Regions from separate parts of the Homo sapiens genome. Here region 2 is linked to region 1. A link is a contact called in ENCODE POLR2A ChIA-PET data. All regions are on one chromosome and are shown on one strand. Each heading gives the region's core, a stretch centred on a gene start or an enhancer-like site at or near the end of the contact. The rest is flanking DNA. Distances are from core to core; before and after follow the strand shown.

The links. ChIA-PET counts read pairs that join two places held with the same protein, here RNA polymerase II (POLR2A).
Region 2: POLR2A ChIA-PET joins it to region 1 with 16 read pairs in activated T-cell. The contact joins the enhancer-like site here to the promoter of ST6GALNAC2 in region 1. POLR2A ChIA-PET finds 5 or more read pairs at or near these places in 2 of 52 experiments (activated T-cell and activated naive CD4-positive, alpha-beta T cell).

The regions. Positions count from the first base shown.
Region 1 is chr17:76,584,420-76,588,215 of GRCh38, reverse strand. It overlaps ST6GALNAC2 (ST6 N-acetylgalactosaminide alpha-2,6-sialyltransferase 2), which reads left to right and starts at 2,356. Exons shown (of 9, transcript NM_006456.3): 1 at 2,356-2,532. The coding sequence starts at 2,408. RefSeq lists enhancers at 689-1,369, 1,370-2,051 and silencers at 1,920-2,209, 2,260-2,599.
Region 2 is chr17:76,995,438-76,999,233 of GRCh38, reverse strand. No RefSeq gene overlaps it. Among named protein-coding and RNA genes, the nearest start is that of SNHG20, 91 kb to the left of the region's middle. RefSeq lists enhancers at 748-827, 783-1,323, 3,494-3,796. Within about 2 kb of position 1,758, at least 5 of the 41 ENCODE cell types and tissues checked have a DNase peak (open chromatin) inside an H3K27ac peak, as active enhancers do.

The sequences.
Region 1 (3,796 bases), core at 1,107-3,606:
GGTTGGCCCACTGGGAGAAAAGGGAAGGATGGAGACCCTGGAGGTCCTGTGAGGCTGAAGATGGGAGGAAGGAGAACTCCAGGTGGGTGGATAGGAGATCTTGGTGTGAGGGGAGTACTGCCATTTAAGGCATTGGAGGTGGACCTGGATTATTAACACAGATAGGGGGTTAACTCCCACACAGGAGGAGAGCACCCTCTCCCCAGCTCTTAAGACTGGAGTCCTGAGGCCTGGCGCAGTGGCTCGCACATGTAATCCCAGCAGTTTGGGAGGCCAAGGTGGGCAGATCACCTGAGGTCAGGAGTTTGAGACCAGCCTGGCCAACGTGGTAAAGCCCCCATCCCTACTAAAAATACAAAAAAAAAAAGCTGGGCATGGGGGTGCACTCCTGTAATCCCAGCTACTGGGGAGGCTGAGGCAGGAGAATCGCTTGAACCTGGGAGGTGGAAGTTGCAGTGAGCCGAGATCACGCCTCTGCACTCCAGCCTGGGTAACAGGCTGTTTCAAAAAAAAAAAAAAAAAAAAAGACTAGAGTCCCGGCAGGGAGAGGCTGGGCTGTGTGTGGGGGCCAAGTTTGTAGGTTTGTAAGTGGAAGTTGAATAAATTACTAATGAATGATTCTCCTTTTCTCCATGAAGTAGAGGGTAAGGCACTTACTGAGAGCAAGGGCTAGGAGGGATATTTATGGGCACAGAGAGAAGGTCTGAGGAAATGTGAGAAGCCAGTGATCAGGGGATAAGTAACATCTACAGGAATTTTGACAAGTAAACCCATAAAGATTGAAATGAAAGTCGTGACACCATAAATTCCAAGTAGTGCCCATCTGCGGGGTAGCAAGATGAGTCTGGCTCTGCTGAGCAGTCTTGGGGTGAAGGAAAGAACTGGCCCAATGTGAGTGACCTCCAGTGACCCTGACTTGGTAGGAGTACTGAGACTGGATGGACTGAATGGCCATTCCTGACCACAGGCCCAGGCCCTGGGAGGTTTTCGGGAAGCCTTGCAATCAGACAGGTACCTGTTGCTGCACCCAGACTTCCTCGGATACATGAAGAACAGATTAGAGCCAAAGGCCCGTGACACGGTAGCCTAGGTCCCTCTCATCCTTGCAGCCTGCTGACAGTTGGGAGTCTGGGGCATGTCACAGCCTGCCGCATGTCACAGCTTGCCGAACAGTGGCCACTGAAGCACACCCATCTCATCCATCACTCACTGCCAGGGAGTGTTCCACTTAGAGAGCACGGGTGCTGAGCTTCCCAGCCCTTTCTGATGCTGGAGCCTGCTAGACCAGGGGTCCCCAATCCCAAGCCTGGTCCGAGACCTGTTAGGAACAGGGCATCGCAGCAGGAGGTGAGTGGAGGGGGAAGGAGCATTACCGCCTGAGCTCCGCCTCCTTCAGATCAGCCTCGGCATTAGAGTCTCAAAGGAGTGCGAACCCTTTTGTGAAATGCGCATGCCAGGGATCTAGGTTGCGGGCTCCTTATGAGAGCATCTTAACTCATGCCTGATGATCTGAGGTGGAACAGTTTCATCCCCAACCCCCCCACCCCCACCCCCCTCCGTGGAAAAATTGTCTTCCAGGAAACCAGTCCCTGGTGCCAATAAGTTTGGGAACCCGTTGTGCTGAACATTTCAGGTGGTCTCTCTGACTGGCCTCGTTCTGTGAAAGGAACTCAATGCGATTGAGGGGACTGGCCACCCTGGATGGTTACCAAATAAGCGCTGACAGCCTTAGCTCCCCCACGAAACCCATCACGGCAAGCTCCCCACCTCACCCCCTTTTCCCCCCTCTACCGCCAGCCCAGAGACTGAGCTGTCGGGTTTTGCTCCTCCACCCTGCCCGCCCCCTCCCAGCTGTCCTGGCGTCCGCAGACTGACAGATCTGAGGGTCCTTTGGAGGGAGCCGGGCACATCTCCTCCCGGCCGCCGCCCACCCGCCACAGAGTCTAGAGGCCGAGTGCCGGGCCCGCAGAGGGCAGAGCGCAGCCAGCGCAGCAGGTGGCGGCGTCTACCCGCGCCTAGCTAGCCCCGGACGGCGCGAGGAAAGCGCCCTGCCCAACCCGAGACTGGCGGCCTCCCGGGGCTGGGCTCTGGAGAGAGCGCAGTGGCAGGAGTGGCCGCTGCCGAAGTCCCCCGGGCAGGGGGCAGGGCCAAAGGAGCGCGCGCTCTGGGCGCCGGGACGACACTCCAGCCCCGGGGGACCCGCCGCCCAGCTCCCGAGGGTGCGGCAGCCTCTGGCCACTCAGCCGGGGCCGAGAGGGAGCTGCCGGGCGGGCAGGCGCCGCAGGCACCCGGCGGGCAGGGCGGGGCAGGGCAAGACGGCCGCCTCCGCAAGTGCCACCCGGCCCACCCGGTTCTCTCCCTTCTGCCTGGGACGTCAGCGGACGGGGCGCTCGCGGGCCGGGGCTGTATGGGGCTCCCGCGCGGGTCGTTCTTCTGGCTGCTGCTCCTGCTCACGGCTGCCTGCTCGGGGCTCCTCTTTGCCCTGTACTTCTCGGCGGTGCAGCGGTACCCGGGGCCAGCGGCCGGAGCCAGGTAGGGGCTGCCGAGCGCAGAGCGGGAGGGCGCAGGGGCGACCAGGGCGCGGGGAGGGTCCCCAGCCCAGGGCTCCCCGGCGGCCCGCAGCCCTCAGCCCAACCTCCGCGTGGACCCCTCTGGGGCAGCTCTCAGCGAGGACTCGGCCGCGGCCCTTTGTCGCCAGAACCCTCTCCCAGCCTTGACCTCGCGCTGCCCGGACCCCGCGGCCTTTGCCTGGGTCCAAGGAAGACCTCGCCCCTGTGCACTGGCGACCCGCCCCGGTGCCCCTTGTTGGTGAAGTCCTCCCCGGCCTGATAAGTACACTTTCTATTGTCGAAATCTGGCTGGGTCCCCGAAGCAGATAAAAACTTCCTTTTTTGTCGGGAACTCTCCCTCGGTAACGTCAGATTCTGCTTTTTGGGCAGGGGCCCAAGTCTCCGGTTTCCAACTTCGCGGGGACCCTCCGTCGGGCCGCGGCCAGTCGCCTTTCCCGCCCGCTGCGGTCTCTGTCCGCCCCGCGCCCGCTCCCTTCTCCCCGGCTTCCGCTCGCCGTGTCTGGATAAGCCCAGTGCGGGCGCGATCCGCGAAGAGGCGGGCGCCCGAGGGAAAGAGGGGTGACTCCTGGCTCCATCCGCGTTCTCCTCCCCGCGCCGCGTCCTGCGCTCCACTCCCTCCTCCTCCCTAGGCACTTTCCTGGGTGTCCCACGAGGAGAACCTGGGAGCCGGCCTCTAGCAGGTGGTGGTTCCGGTGACTGAAGAAGCCGCAAAACGATTTCGCTTAGCTTAAGAAAGGCGGACCAAGCCGTGCGAAGTCTGGGTTTGGGAGGAGGGAAGGGCCCGGCAGCCTCAGGGAGAGGCCTCCAGCCCCAGCCTTTCCCTTCCTGGAGCTTTTCCATCTGCGCACCCCCTACCAACCTTGCTGGGGGGCTAACGGGATGAAAACAAAATAAGTATCTGGTCTCCACAGATGCTGTCAAAGGATACACCAAAAGTTGCAGAACAATGTGAAACAGCTTGCCAGTGATCAGGAGTCCAGCACTCTTAGAACAAAGGGTGCTTGCCCCGCCACGGTGACTTAACGCCTGTAGTCCCAGCACTCTGGGAGGCGGAGGTGGGAGGATAGCTTGAGGCCAGGAATTCGAGGCTGTGAGCTGTGATTGCACTACTGCATTCCAGCCTGGTTGACAGAGAGAGACCCTGTCTCAAAAGAAAAGGAATCCTTGTCACTTTTATGTAAAGATGTTTAAAACACAAAGTATCTCAATGCAAAGAAATAATACAT
Region 2 (3,796 bases), core at 509-3,008, 410 kb before region 1:
AGGCTTTGGGGTCCAGAGCTTTTCCTGGGGCTCCATCACACGCTAACCATGTGACTCACCTATCCTCTTCAGTCCCTCTGGAGGTCGGCACTGATACGGGATGTCCTGAGGCCCCCATCATAAACCGCATTGCTGGACCCTCCAGGGGCCAAAGCCCTTGGGCAACAAAGACACTCCTGTCAGGAGGGACATGGTGTGGCCTAGAGATCACCCTCCTCCGCGGTAACCAGGTCAGAGGCCAGGCATTCTTTGGGTCAGTTACCTCTCCTGCACGCAGTGTCTAGCTCCTAGGGCTGTGAGGGTTCTGCGAGCTAATCCCTCAAAGTGTTTGTTGCAGTGAATGCTTGATACATGTGAGTTGCCATCATATCACAGCACTGTATTTAGAAAGGGCACTGTCTCAGGCTGTTAGAGCAGGGCTGAGTTTTGGCTGGAGAGATGATGCTATAGATACCAGGGACCCTGCCCTGTCAGGTGCAGGATTTACAGCAGGATGAAGGAGAACCGCCCCGGTCTCTTGAGCCCCCTCACCCTCTCCCAGAACCCTAGAAGGGAGAGTTTCCAAGAGCACAGCGTTCCCAGCCAGTGGACCCTCAGAAAATAGAAGTTGACCGAGAGTCTAAGATGGGCTTGAGCAAGGCAGTTTATCAGGGCTTTCAGCTGGAGCAGCAAGGGGGACAGTACAGGAAGAGACCTGCAGCTGGCTCCCCAAAGCTGGTCGGACTGTTGATTTATTTTCCTTCCGGCCTCCTCCAGATGACATCATTGCATGTTTAGGGTGGTCTGTCCATCATGACTGCACAGTCTCTGTCACGCTTCTTCACGCGACGCATGTCTCATTAGCATCTCAACTTTCCATCCGGGGTATGATGTTTACCATTAAAATGAAGCAAAGGTACAGTTAGGGCGGGCTAGGACCTTGCTGGGGATGTGCATTTGGGGATTGTGGAGAGTCCCTACTGTTAACAGCCACGACATTTGTGGTTTAAGCACTCTGTGTGTTTTAGATTTACTTGGCCTATTTTTGTGAAAGGAAGCGTTTGTGGTTACAGGGCTGCATGGCTGAGTATGGCTGCAGTCAGCATGGTGTGTAAGGAAAACAGGGACCCTTCCCCCGTCCCTGTTCTGCTTTCCCCAGCTGTCTCAAAAAGGGCACTTACAGCGGGGCGCCAAGCGAGGGGAACAGGCAGCTAAGGCTGAAGACCCAAACTCCCGACGGCTCACAAGCAGGGGTTTTGTTTGTTTGTTTGTTTGTTTTGAGACCGAGTTTTGCTCTTGTCGCCCAGGCTGGAGTGCAGTGGAATGATCTCGGCTCACTGCAACCTCCGCCTCCTGGGTTCGAGCGATTCTCCTGCCTCAGCCTCCCGAGTAGCTGGGGTTACAGGCACCTGCCACCACGCCTGGCTAATTTTGTATTTTTTAGTAGAGACGGGGTTTCACCATGTTGGCCAGGTGGGTCTTGAACCCCTGACCTCAAGTGATCTGCCCACCTTAGCCTCCCAAAGTGCCAGGATTACAGGCGTGAGCACAGGCAAGGGTTTTTAAAGGCAGGGATGCATTTCAGGAAAGCGAGGGGTGCATTGCAGGTAAAGTTGTAAACCCATACATGGAGGCTGTACCTCAGTGTGGCCATGGGCATGATTCTCCAGGCCTCTCAGGATGAAATTCTGAACAAAGAACGGCAGTCAGAGTGCCGCCCTCGGTTCCCCACATCTGAGGTCTATAGGATAGAGGCTGGCAGTGGGGGTTTCTGAAAAACAACTCGAGAACATATGTGAAGATGTTATCTTTAGTTTCTGTAGGAACCAAAACACCTTGTTCCTCTGGCTTGCTTGGGAGGCTCCTGTTGCTCTCATCTTGTTTGTTGCTATCTTCCTGCTTATCCGGCTGCTCATTTATTCTCCAAGGCTAGCTAGTGCCTGGAATTTCTCCTGAAGGAACTCAAGACTTTTCCTTTATTTCCATGCTGTGGTTGGGGGGTGGGTGCGGGCAGGCCCCTAGGCGGGTCCCCGCTCTGTCTCTGCATCAGGAGAACTCATGGGACCCCCTGCAGAGAGCCTTGAAATGTGTCTCCTGCAGCAGAGAAATGCAAAGCATGGACACCTGGCCCAGCCTGGAAATGCGTGAGTGAGGGGGCCAGGGGTCTGCCTCCCCCAGAAACATCTCCATGGTGAGGAAATGGCTGTGGCCATTCGGGTGGTGGAGCGGGAGCCCTACAGGCCCAGGTTTGTGTGTCAGGGCAAGGAGATGGGAGTGTTCCTTGCAGACCAGAGAGAGAATCACAAGGGGCTACCCAAGGACCCTACCAGTGGGGCCGTCTGGAAGGGGATGGGGCAGTGCCCAGAAGGATGCTCGGGGGGGCTTCTGCTGGACGTCACATGGGACTACTCAGGATTTGAGGAGCATCCCCCAGGGTCACAGGGACCCAGAGCCCAGCAGGGAACCTTCCAGGAGCCCTTGGAAGCCAAGAGGGGAAGCTGTCCAGGCGAGTGAGGACCACCCTAGCAGGTTCCCACCTCCTTCCCCCCAACCCCCTCTCTCTGCCAGGGCTGGGGCAGATCATCCGCCCCATCCCCTTCCCATTGCAGCCTCTGGACTGGAGCAGGCTGAGCTGGGGAAGGGAGAAGATTCAACCCCTAGTTCCCTTGAGAGATATGATTAAATATCATGGGCTTGTAGGGGTGGAAAACTCATTTGTTCCTACAATACTCATAAGTTCTCAGCTGGAACAGCCTCCTGGAACAAAAAGACAGATTAACAAGAGAAAGGCAGACGTGCATCAGCATGCATGCTGCCTTTTTCTTTTCTTTCTTTCTTTCTTTTTCTTTCTTTTTTTTTTTTTTTTGATATGGAGTCTCGCTCTGTTGCCCAGGCTGGAGTGCAGTGGCAGGATCTCAGCTCACTGCAACCTCTGCCTCCCAGGTTCAAGCAATTCTCCTACCTCAGCCTCCTGAGTAGCTGGGATTACAGGCGTGCGCCACCACACCCAGCTAATTTTTGTATTTTTAGTAGGGACGGGGTTTTGCCATGTTGGCCAGGCTGGTCTCGAACTCCTGACCTCAAGTGATCCGCCCACCTCGGCCTCCCAAAGTGCTGGGATTAGGCCCAGCCAGCATACACGTTGCCTATGTGCACAGGAAGCACCCAGGGAATGCCTGGTTCTCAAAGAGATGGCTTTGAATCCCAGATCATGTTGCATCTTCCACAGAGAACAGTACATCTTTGGAGAAGTCACAAGACAAAGGGAAAGGACTTTGGGTGCAGCCCCCTGGAGAGGCACAGAGCTGGCGGGTGCAGGCTGGCTGGGGAAACCTGTTCTTGTGGATGCCTCTGGAGCTGGCCTCAGGCCCACAAGGGTGCAAAGGTGTCTTCAGTGGCTCAGCTTTGCTCCGTGGTAGAAAGGGGAGTGGGACAGCTTCTGTCTCTACAAATCTATGTCCTGCTTTTAGGCAAACAGAGGGAGTGCAGAGCTTCCTGCACCTGCTTCTTCTTAACTGCCCGCAGCTCAACAGCCTGATGCCAAAAGGTGCACATTTTGGGGCGGCACATTTCTGATCTTCCACAAGCTGAATATTCTGAAGACCAAATTAAGACTGTGTTTGCAACCCAGCGTGGCCACGAGCTATTACCTAAGAGAAGGAGCTGGGGCCATGCATTTGCTAATGTTTGCATCCAGGGGTGAGGGACAATGGACCTCCTCCCATCGACACATGAAAGGGCAGGGGAGAAAAAGCAATGACGTCAGGAGCCAACAAGGCAGTTACCCAGAGAGACAGGACTGGAAAGGTTTACAGCC